Linked DNA regions of Homo sapiens: region 2 is linked to region 1. Evidence: chromatin contacts called from ENCODE Hi-C or POLR2A ChIA-PET data. All regions are on one chromosome and are shown on one strand. Each heading gives the region's core, a stretch centred on a gene start or an enhancer-like site at or near the end of the contact. The rest is flanking DNA. Distances are from core to core; before and after follow the strand shown.

Evidence for each region. Hi-C counts contacts between places; a loop is a spot of excess contacts on that map. ChIA-PET counts read pairs that join two places held with the same protein, here RNA polymerase II (POLR2A). Pooled maps may share reads with other maps.
Region 2: a map of spleen shows a loop between it and region 1 (2.7-fold over the local background). The contact joins the enhancer-like site here to the promoter of SETBP1-DT in region 1. A Hi-C loop is called at or near these places in 14 of 168 maps with a recorded cell type or tissue (B cell, Calu3, MCF 10A and 9 more), 3 of 37 single-sample maps with no recorded cell type and 25 of 50 pooled maps. POLR2A ChIA-PET finds 5 or more read pairs at or near these places in 8 of 52 experiments (AG04449, PC-3, activated B cell and 4 more).

What each region holds. Positions count from the first base shown.
Region 1 is chr18:44,677,369-44,682,476 of GRCh38, reverse strand. SETBP1-DT (SETBP1 divergent transcript) reads left to right here and starts at 2,605. Exons shown (of 2, transcript NR_187430.2): 1 at 2,605-2,861; 2 at 3,588-5,108. SETBP1 (SET binding protein 1) reads right to left here and starts at 1,589. Exons shown (of 6, transcript NM_015559.3): 1 at 1,456-1,589. RefSeq lists silencers at 1,715-1,764, 1,905-2,154, 2,825-3,464.
Region 2 is chr18:44,868,550-44,873,657 of GRCh38, reverse strand. SETBP1 (SET binding protein 1) reads right to left here. Exons shown (of 6, transcript NM_015559.3): 3 at 4,375-4,428. Among named protein-coding and RNA genes, the nearest start is that of MIR4319, 99 kb to the left of the region's middle. Within about 2 kb of position 2,842, at least 2 of the 41 ENCODE cell types and tissues checked have a DNase peak (open chromatin) inside an H3K27ac peak, as active enhancers do.

The DNA.
Region 1 (5,108 bases), core at 1,356-3,855:
GAGTGACCTGGGATGGTAAACTAGCTACATCTTAAAGTGCTACAAACTTTCTCCTCCCTCACACGCCCCTGTCTGGTTGGCTCCGCCTTCCCATCCCAGCTGGGGTGTGCAAAGGAAACTCTCCCCGGAATGCCCAGGTCTGGTCCAGTGTTGAAGATGTGGCCTGCACACAACACCGCCCTTCCTCTCCAAATACCTCTTCTCTACCCCATCCCCTTTCTCCCACGACACACACATGCTTTGCACGTGAAGATGAGTTTGGATGGGGCACAGGAGATATACCTATTTACTAAAGGAGGGTAAGAGATGGTGCCAAATCGGCAGATAGTTTTGGTGACAGTACAGAGACTTCAAGAAATTAGTTTTTAGTATAAATCTACAGAAAAAGAAGAAAAACAGGATGAAGAGTGAAGGAATGAAAAGAAAAAGAAGGAAAAAGATGTAAGAGAAAAACAATCAACGCCAGTGGACTCCAACTAAACTTTAAGGGGAAAGGTGTGGATAGTTGGCAGGAGGTGGGGGGAGTGTAGGGGCTGGAAGGGAAAGGTATCTGCTGTAGAATTCCAGAATAAACTGCCCTTTTGGAGGAGAGTTTCTGCAGGGATAAAGAGACACACAAATTGCCCTTTTAGCGTTAGATGTCAACCGTGAGATTATCAGGACAGTTTATTTGAAACGGAAACGAATCGGAAATCCTTCCCACAACAGTCCTTTTAGACAGATACACACCCTGAGAATCCAACACAGACACACATAAAGAATAAATGCAGCATTAGGGGGCAATAAGAACTCCCCTTCCACACTCTCAATACCTCTAGCCTCATCTATTTCCAATTGCACAACTTTCAATCTCCAATGAAAATATTTCCAGTTGGATCCGATTTCAGACTTGTAGTAAGCGGTCTGGATGGGGGGGCGGGGGGAATAGGTGCTGTACTGTGCAGGGGAGGGGGGCTGGAAGACAGTATTTCGGCAGTTAACTTATTTTTTTAGAACCAGCATGCTCTACCGATCAGAAATTGCTATTACCCAACAATGCTTCCATCACAAACAGACACTGAAAACAGCATCCCCGTTATCACCATCTTGCCAAAGATCTGCCCGGTCCAGTTTACCTGACTTTGTCCCTGCGGAACTTCTCAGACAGTATTTCGGTCAAAGAGATAATGGTTTGGAAGACAAAAACAATAAATCGATACCGAAGGGTTCCCTTTCCGGAGTGATTTCCCACTGGAAACCACCGAACGGGGAAGCCTGCCGTTCATTCCCAAGCCCACGGCTCCTCTAGAAACGCACACAATGCGTGCTTTCAAAAAGGCATTCGTCTGCTTTTAAGGGAATTCCTATCTTTTCAGAGTCCCAAAACCAGAGAGCACAAGAAAGAGACTCAAATCCATTGATTAAGATTTTTAAGAAAAAGACTAACACACAGGCACAACACAAGCACACACCAACCTTCGCCGGCTGGACCACTTCTTGCCTGTTCTTCTTTCTATTAACGACACGTTAGATTCTGATACATTCCCCCCCCAAAAAAATCCAACTAGGTTACAATGTAGCTCTCTAGCTCCACTTAACCTGCAAGTTACAAAGAGAGAAAAAAAAAATCCTGCCTTCCCACCCCTTTCCTTACCCCCTCCCCCTCCCGAGTCCACTCCACCAACGCCAAACCCGCCAGCCCCGCCAGCCGGCTGCAGGACCGAGGGAGGGTGCAAAAGGCGGGGGGCGGAGGGGGGGTAGATCAGATTAGGCGAAACTCAATAAGCTCCCAGCCCTCCAGCCCAAAGCTTCCACCATCGCCGCCACCAACGAGCCACTCCAATTGAGCCAGCATCGCCGCCCACCCGCCGGCCCGCCGGAATCGCGCCCATCTCCTGCAACCTCGCCCGGACCGGCATCCCGCCCCCTCGGCCCGGTCTCCCCCTTCCCGCCGGGTGCAAAGTCAAAGACCCAGCAAGGCGACGTGAACTTTTGCATGCAGGGCACACACGTCGCCCCCGGTTCCGGGAGTGCGGGGGCCCGCGGCGCGGAGGGAGGCTGGGCGCCCGGGCTCCCGGGCCAAGGTCGCCGCGCGTGCTCACCCATGTCCCGGCGGCTCCGGCTCCGCTGGCCCCGGCGCTCGCTCAGATCCCGGCTCCCGTCGCTCGCCCGAGCCCCCAAAGGTGCTGCTGCGGCAACTCCATGGCGATGAGCATCTGTCAAACGGCGAGCCGCGAGCTGGCCGCCCTAGCTCGGGGGGCGCCGGGGCCCCCGGGCGCGCGGAGGCGGCGGCGAGCGGCGGGCGCCCCGGCCGGCCCCGCGCTTCCCGCCCGACTCTGCCGCCTCCGCCGCGCCACCGATTTATGGAGAGAGATATCAAGGGGGAAAATGGCGTCTCCGGAGCCCGAGGAGTCCTGGAGTAATCACATTCACACACACACGCCCGCACGCACACACACTCGCACACACTGGCACACAGGCGCGCGGCGAGCCCTGCTAATTTTAGCAGGAGCCAAAAAAAATTTTATATATATATATATATATATATATATATATATATCCCCGTCTCTCCGATCAATGCTTTTTCTTTTTTTGCTTTTTTTTTTTTTTTTTTTTTTTTTTTTGCTTTTCTTCAAAGGATGGGTTGGAGCGTTAAAAAATGTTGGTGGGTTTGGGCTCGCAGGAGGCGGCGCGCGGAGGGCGAGGGCGCTTTTGCTGAGCTGTGCAGTTCGGTCCGCTGAGCCCGGCGGCCCTGCCCGCCCGCTCGTCCGCCCGCGGTCGCTAGTGTTGCCGCCGCCGCCGCCGCCGCCGCCGCTGCTGCTCCATGGCCGCGCCCGCCCCGCGCCCCCGCCGCGTCCCGTCGCCGCCCGCCCGCGTCCCCGGTGAGCGCTGGAGTGGGGTCGGGCCCGTGTGCCTGCCTCCCGCGCCCTCTCCGAATCCCGGACTCCTAGTGAAAGGAAGGGGGAGGGCGCGGGCGCGGAAGGGAGGTGGATCGGAGCGGCAGCGCGGCCCAGCCGAACGGGTACCGACCGTCACCCCGCGATCTTCCTCGCAGGGGGCGCCGGCGCCCAAGCTGCTCGCCCGGAGGGCCCAGAGCCGCTTCCCAGACCAGAGCCGGGGGAGGCGCAGCCAGTAGCGAGCCCTGAGCGACCTCTCTCCCCACTCGCCCCCCTGCCCCAGTGAATTTCTGTCAGTTGAAGGGAGCGGGGCTCTTGCCCGGGGAAAAGGAAAACAGTTCGTGGCCTGGGATCTGGGACCCCTTGCCGCCCCCAGCGCCCCTCCCGCTCCCCGGCGCCCTTGCGGCCCAGTGGCTCCTGCGCGCCGGAGTCCGCCGCGAAGACTGAGCGGCCGCGGGGATCGCCGCGGGCTCCGCGCGTATTCCTGGGCTCAACACTGCCACTATCTGACACAACAGGAGCAGTGTCGGGGGGGTACTGCGCGCCCAGACGTGAGCTGTGATAGGCTCTCGAAACTGGGCGCATTTTTTTTTTAACCTGGTAATTATATTTCACTTTCAGGGTTTTTTTAAATTATTATTATTATTTTATTGTTGTTGTTAAGCGACTTGTATGCATTCAGATCTCATGTGCATTTTCTCGTTATTCAAGAGAATTGGACACTTGATGAAGGGAAGGACACGGAGAGATGACAAACGCAGACTGGCATGCAGTTGTTTTCAGGGTGGGAAGAACAAAGTGGAATGTCTTCAGTTCTTACAAAATATGGTGGCATTTGTAATCTCTGAGTTTTTGTATTTGGCCTACAAAGGGGGTCTTTTCAGGGAAACACGAATGGAACCCTTCAGAGACATGTCTACATTGTAAAACAATATAGGATAGATACGGATTCGGGAAGGTCTGCAAATGGTTCCGCTCAAAGAACTTGGGGTAAAGTTGACCGAGGACTCGGATTCTGAGAGGACTCCTATCACGTTCTTCATGAGAGTTTTAGGCTATTTGGACTGAGGAATGATTTGGAGGTACGTCGGGGGCATTCCCTCACTGAGGCCATCAGTGGCTGCCTCCCTGCATTGGCTGCTGGTTTGAGTTCCTTCACAGAACTTCTTCGTCAAGTTTTTCATAGGAACGCTGCAGTGAAGTGGAGTGAAAGAGACTGGGGATTGAAGGGTGAACCCCTTCCAGCCCCAATCCCATCCCGATTCCTGTCTGGATGCAGATTCAGTCTGACTCAGAACGGATAGTTCACCCTTTTACTGATCCAAGTGCTCTGTCCTCTTTTTTTCAGAGGAATGTTCTGACTGGCTACAAACTTTTCTTCTGTCACTGCAGGACCTCCCGTGGAGCAATTTTCGATAGGTCTTCTACTATGCTTTTTTACCGCGTCATTGTTATTGCTGAGAAAATAATGCTTAGTTAGGAAAAAAAATAGCAGAGCATATGAGCTGATGATAGAAGTAGAGATCAAGGCACAGAATACAATATCAAAACAACTATTCTCTGTAATCAAATGACCTTTCTCATTTGCTTGTACACCCAGATTTCTGAAATCCTACACCAAAGTCCACAGAGAACTAAGATAGCATGTGGCCTATTCCCCGCGCTTTTCCAGTGGAGAAAGTAGCCCCAGAAATCAGAAGGGTTTGTCCACAAGCATATGGCTGTCTGATGTCATCCAAACCAGAACTAAAGCCTATTGCCCTAGTCGTTTCCCTTCTATAACCTAGGCGTATTTACAGAGTCTTCCTTCCTGTGGTGTTGTGTGGATTAGAAAAGTAGCTAAGAAAAGCACATACCTTATTAAAATTCACTGCAATAGATGATAAGTCTGTAGAATTATAGTGCAGTAGAAGTTTACCTGTGAGATCATCTATTAGAATCCCATCTTTTTAAAACTGAGGAAACGATGCACTACCCCAAGCCACTAAGTTAATTCAAAGCCAGGAATAGATGCTATGTTCCTTGACTTCTTATCCAACGTTCCTTCCTTGTATGTAGCCCATCTCTGAATCATGAGAGGGGAGAGGAGAGAAAGGAAAGGAGGGATATTCTCACTCTCTTACATATATATGAAAAAATATATATGCCTCTGTGTGTGTGTGTGTGTGTGTGTGTGTACACACACCCATAATAATGTTTCAGTGAACAACAGACCACATATATTACTGTGAT
Region 2 (5,108 bases), core at 1,593-4,092, 190 kb before region 1:
TAAACCACACCAAGCCTCCAGATGTACCTAAGCATCGCCATTGTTGTCTTAGCCTTCCTCCATGCTTCCCCTGCTCTGGAATAAGTCCACTGCCTCACTTTTTTCTCACCCATCCTGGCCCAGGTACAACACCACCTCTGCCGGGACGACCTCCCTGCTTGTTCCATAGACATATAATTTCTTCTACATTTGAATTTTCAATTAATTTATTCTGCACTTCTCTAATGGAAGAAACAATACCTCACTGTGCATTTCAGGCATACAATGCTACTTTCACATGCATTGTCTCATCAATGCCCATACTCTCTGTGAAATAAGCTGCACAACTCCTTTGCTTAATAAGGTAAATCAAGATCAAAGACATTAGGTAACTTCGTCAGGGTCACAAAGCTAATATTGGTGGCAGAACATTTCAGAATTGTCAACATCTGGGGAAGGGTCTGTGTATAGCTGGGAGCCCTACAGAAAGGTCTTCCATGGATGCCTGTTGAATGAAATGGCAACTAAGTGAGTGAAAGTTCTGTTTTCTCTGCACTAAAACATGTTTTCCTATGTGTTCTTGTTTACTCTCTTCTTATCTTCCACCACAGCATGCCCTTGACCATAGTAGCAATTGACATTTTAGAAACTCATTAAAAACAGCCACCCTTCATAGGTGGCCATTACACTTGCCCCACACTTGAAATAATACTCCATTTTGCCTAAAGGAAGTATCCTATTCTCTGAGACAACAGAGGGTTTATGTAGCAGGTGAGGACCAAATCCTTTAGTCTGTGCTTTCCTCTGTGGTGGACGTTCGTTGTCACATCACTGTTCCACCACTGTGGCTGGGCATGCAGGACCTGAGTCTGAATATGGTGCCCATGCTATGGCTATTTCCTTACCACATTCCCCCACCTCGTAAGCATGTGCACAAGCACGTGGGCATCACCCACAGGCACTTTACTGCAAAGTTTAAGCAGCCTGCACATTCTTGTAGGAACTGAGAAATAAAAGTAAATAAATAAATGCCAAGAAGCCTTGAATGCTCTTTGCATCCTGGATGAAGGCACTGGATGCCAGCGTTTGCCTTGGATTGCTCCTGGAGATCTCAGCCTGCAAAAGGAATGGGTTGTCCAGCAAGAGGGGGTAGTAAATGAATGATGGTACTAACAACTAGTGCAAGCATGGCTAGCTGCTGGATTTTCCAGTGTTGTGGAAAGCATGCAAACCAACAAAAAATAAGGTAACAAAAAAGCATATAAAATATTACCATTAAAAAAAAACAGATGTGTGTGTCTATGTAGAACAAAGATCGGAAGACTATACCCCAAAATGTCATTGTGTATGATTCTGAGGTGAAATGATAGGGTATTTTCTTTCTGATGGTTTTCTGTATATTCCAAATTTCTACAATGGACACTTACAACTTTTATATTAGAGGGAAAAAAGCATAAAAGAAAAATGCAGAGGAAAGCATATGGTTTTTGGGCTTTTACTAAAGAAAATTAGATGTCAGCTCTTATTCCTCTTAGGAATGCAGGGGACCAGACAGACAAAAGAAGTGAGGGTTCTCATTTCCAGTAACCCAAAGACTTAGAAAGGAGGGTACTCAAGTGTGTCTGTTGCTTCAAAAGGCAAGAACAGGATGTTAGAAGGTAAAAGGAGATGTGTTTGGAGGTAGAAGAGTCAGGGTGGGTTAGGTGTGAATTTCAGAAGCTTTTCCATCTGTGCCTTTAAAACTTGCTGAGAATAGTACCGCCTACCAGCACCAGGCCTGACTCTAGAAGAAGCTCTACCCTGTGGCCCGGAGGCCAGGCTCACCAGCCTCTGGGGAGATCACCACCTGCTAAAACACAATACCCTAGAAAACACGGGCTTTCAGGCTCAACCTGAAAAGTCATGTGTTTATTTCCAGGAATGAACATCGCATTTTTAGTAACCAATAACCATGGGGAGAAAGGTAGGTAATCACTTCCTTACCTTCCTCTTCTCTATCTGGAAGCAGAGAGAAGACAGAGACAAATCAACAGAAAAGCCAGCTCAATACAGTCACTACTCTACACACTTTCAAAATCATCAAAGATTTTGTAACTATCTTCCTTAAGAGTCTAAAGCAGGAACAGGCATCAAGAAAAACAAACAGAAAACCTCTACATTCAAGTGGTAAGTGGGCACCATGCAAAAGCTGAGAGGACAGATAGTTATCCCTGGGAGGGGTCCTCAGTGAGTCCCCTCCTGACAGTCAATGATGGGTCTTGGAGGGGAACACACCCATGCATTATTGTGTGGGACTCAGTTTCATCTGAAACCCAAAGAGAGAAGGGGAAAAATAACAACAGAAGCCAGCAGTTTGGTGCAGTGGGGCTGGAGGGGGCAGTGCAATGCCTGTGGACAGCTTTCTATTTCTGTTTTAAAAAGCACCCAAAAGGATGCTGTTGACCCGAGACACATCTGGGCCTTTCACTAGAGAATTAACTTTGATCTGGGCATTACACCCTGGCCACCAGTTTCCCAGGACTTCCTGGCCTCAAGAACAGGCATCCTGAGGAGTGAAAAATAGGCATTTATGTTTCTTGCCTCAGGGTGATGACACGCAAATGGAATAACATGGAAGGGCTGAACAGAACCAGAGGAGCGAGCCATCTGCACTGGAAGCTGTGGGGCTGGTTGTGGGGGAGGCTGGAAGCTGCCTTTCTAGGATAATGCCCTCAAATGTTATGCACGAACCTCAAATATAGCTAACTTCTCCTTCACTGGAAAGTTTGCTCTATTAGTTTAAATCTAATATCTAAAAGTGTAGGTCAACAAACACGGAGAGAACGTGTTCAGCTCCGAAGGAAACCATGCCAAAACCACGCGCACACACACAACTCCAATAAACTCAGTCTCTACCGGGTGTCCTTTTCAAGCAGTAAAACAGCACCACACAATTTCCTTTAATGTTATAAATTTTCAGATTAAAACAAAATATTTACCTGGAATTGCCACCATGTATGAGTGTAGGTGTGGAGGTGGGTGGGGTAGGCGGTAAATGTTGATTTTCTTTTGTTTTTGTTTCACATTCCCTTAGCCCAACTGGAAGTTTGTGTAAATATGTGAAAAAGTAATTAATTAAAGGTTTTCAGTGGTTGACAAAAAAGGCTTACTGGCCATCTCTGTCTAAAAACTCACTACTTTCCAGACAGGAGGATTAACAAGGTGAGATGACAACACCCCACACTGGTGTGCGAATCTATCTTTGATTCTCACCAACAGGGCCCTTGATTCTGTTAATTCTCTTCCTCTAGCCTCCCACTGTCACCTGTTCCTAGCTCTCTGTGTGATCTGGGGCCACTGTGCATCAGGACTGGGTCCTCAGGTTCCTCAGCAGTGAGAGGGTGCGCACAGGATGTGGCTCACATGGGAGAAGGGTAGGGAGGGTGCAGTGGGCTCCTGGATGTGAAACACCTTTAAAGAAGAAAACGTGCCCAAATACATGAAATTCCTGCAATTAGAAACATATTTGCTCGACCCCTGGAAGTTCGCTGCCGTTAGCTATAATTTATTTTCCCACAAAGGTACAGCACTGTGAGACCTTGAGGCAGGCACTGAGTTGAAGGGTGACAGAAAGTTTCATTTTGCAAGGGGGACAGCGGCAGGGGCCAAGTCCCTTAATGATCACCTTTGGATTGATCTTTCTTTATGTACATGTTCTAACTACACCAGGCTCTATGTGAGCACACAAGGGCTTTTGTATAGCTGAGATTTGTGTGTATGTGTCTTTGTGTGGACTCCTTTTCCAGAGACAGGCAGGATGATGTCCATTTTCACCCCTGCAAAAAAGTCTCCAGAAAGCCCTTGCCTACATCCTCACACAGTTTGCCCATAGTAACCTCCAAACACCACTCTGGCCAGAGATAACAGTGGCCCATTTCCTGACCAAGATCAGCAAACCTCAACTGTCTGCCTCTGCAGGAGTCTGAGATTAACTTGGCTATCAGGCCTTGACTAGGAGGCATTTGCCGCAAAGATTACAGACATGCGAGTGTCCTGTCCAAAAAGAGAGAAATGCAGGGGAGAACCCCAAACCCAACCCACCCTCTGCCGCCATTGGTTTAACCCTTTCCTAAGCTGAATCCCCAACACTTAACATTCCGAGCATCTTGATCTCTATATATTTTTCTCCTATAGAATATTAGGAACGAAAGAGCAGAAAGAGGTGGTTTTGTCCATGCTAGAATGAGAGGAGCTGGAGGAGGAGAGCAAGCCACCAGGTCATTGTCAGTTAGCTAGGGAAAGAAGCTAGAAATCCAAGGTTCGGGTTTCTGTCCTGGCCCCAAAGGTGCTTGTTGACAACCAAACTCTGGATCATTTTACTCTTCCAAACTTCTTAAAAGCATCAGTGGAACTTACCTGTGGCTGAAATCCTTTGAGGTCACTGGCTGCAAGGTCACTGGCTGTGAGGAGCTGCAAAAGAATAAAGAAATTTTCTCAGTGACACTTTTCAGTTTGCATACAGTATCCCCACGACAACTGACCAGCAATGGACTTACCATAGCCTGGATGAGAGCTACAGAAGTGGGATCGCAGAAGGCAAATGTGAGATTTCTGGACTGGGAATCTAGGCTCAATGGCCTTCCCACTTTGTGCTCCATCTCTGACTTCATCACTTCTCTCTTGCTGCTCTCTCTAAACTATTTCTATGTGCTATCAGTTCTTCAGAGGGTCTTAAATTAGGAACCATGGGCTATGGATGGCCTTCATCAGGTCCATGGCTCCCTGAAATTGTAAGTATGTGTGAATCTATAGATGTATATATTTCCTTAGAGAGATGGGCCCTGGCTTTCTTCCTGCTATCAAAGTGGTCTGTGATACAAGAATTACTGCTTCAGAGACAAAGGTCCATCTCCTCTAAGAGGGCTTTTCCTTCCTTCCTTCCTTCCTTCCTTCCTTCCTTCCTTCCTTCCTTCCTTCCTTCCTTCCTCCCTTCCTTCCGTCCTCTCTCTCTCTCTCTCTCTCTCTCTCTCTCGCTGGAGTACAGTGGCATGATCTTGGCTAACCACAACCTCCGTCTCCCAGGTTCAAGCAATTCTCCTGCCTCAGCCTCCCAAGTAGCTGGGATTACAGATGCCTGCCACCATGCCCGG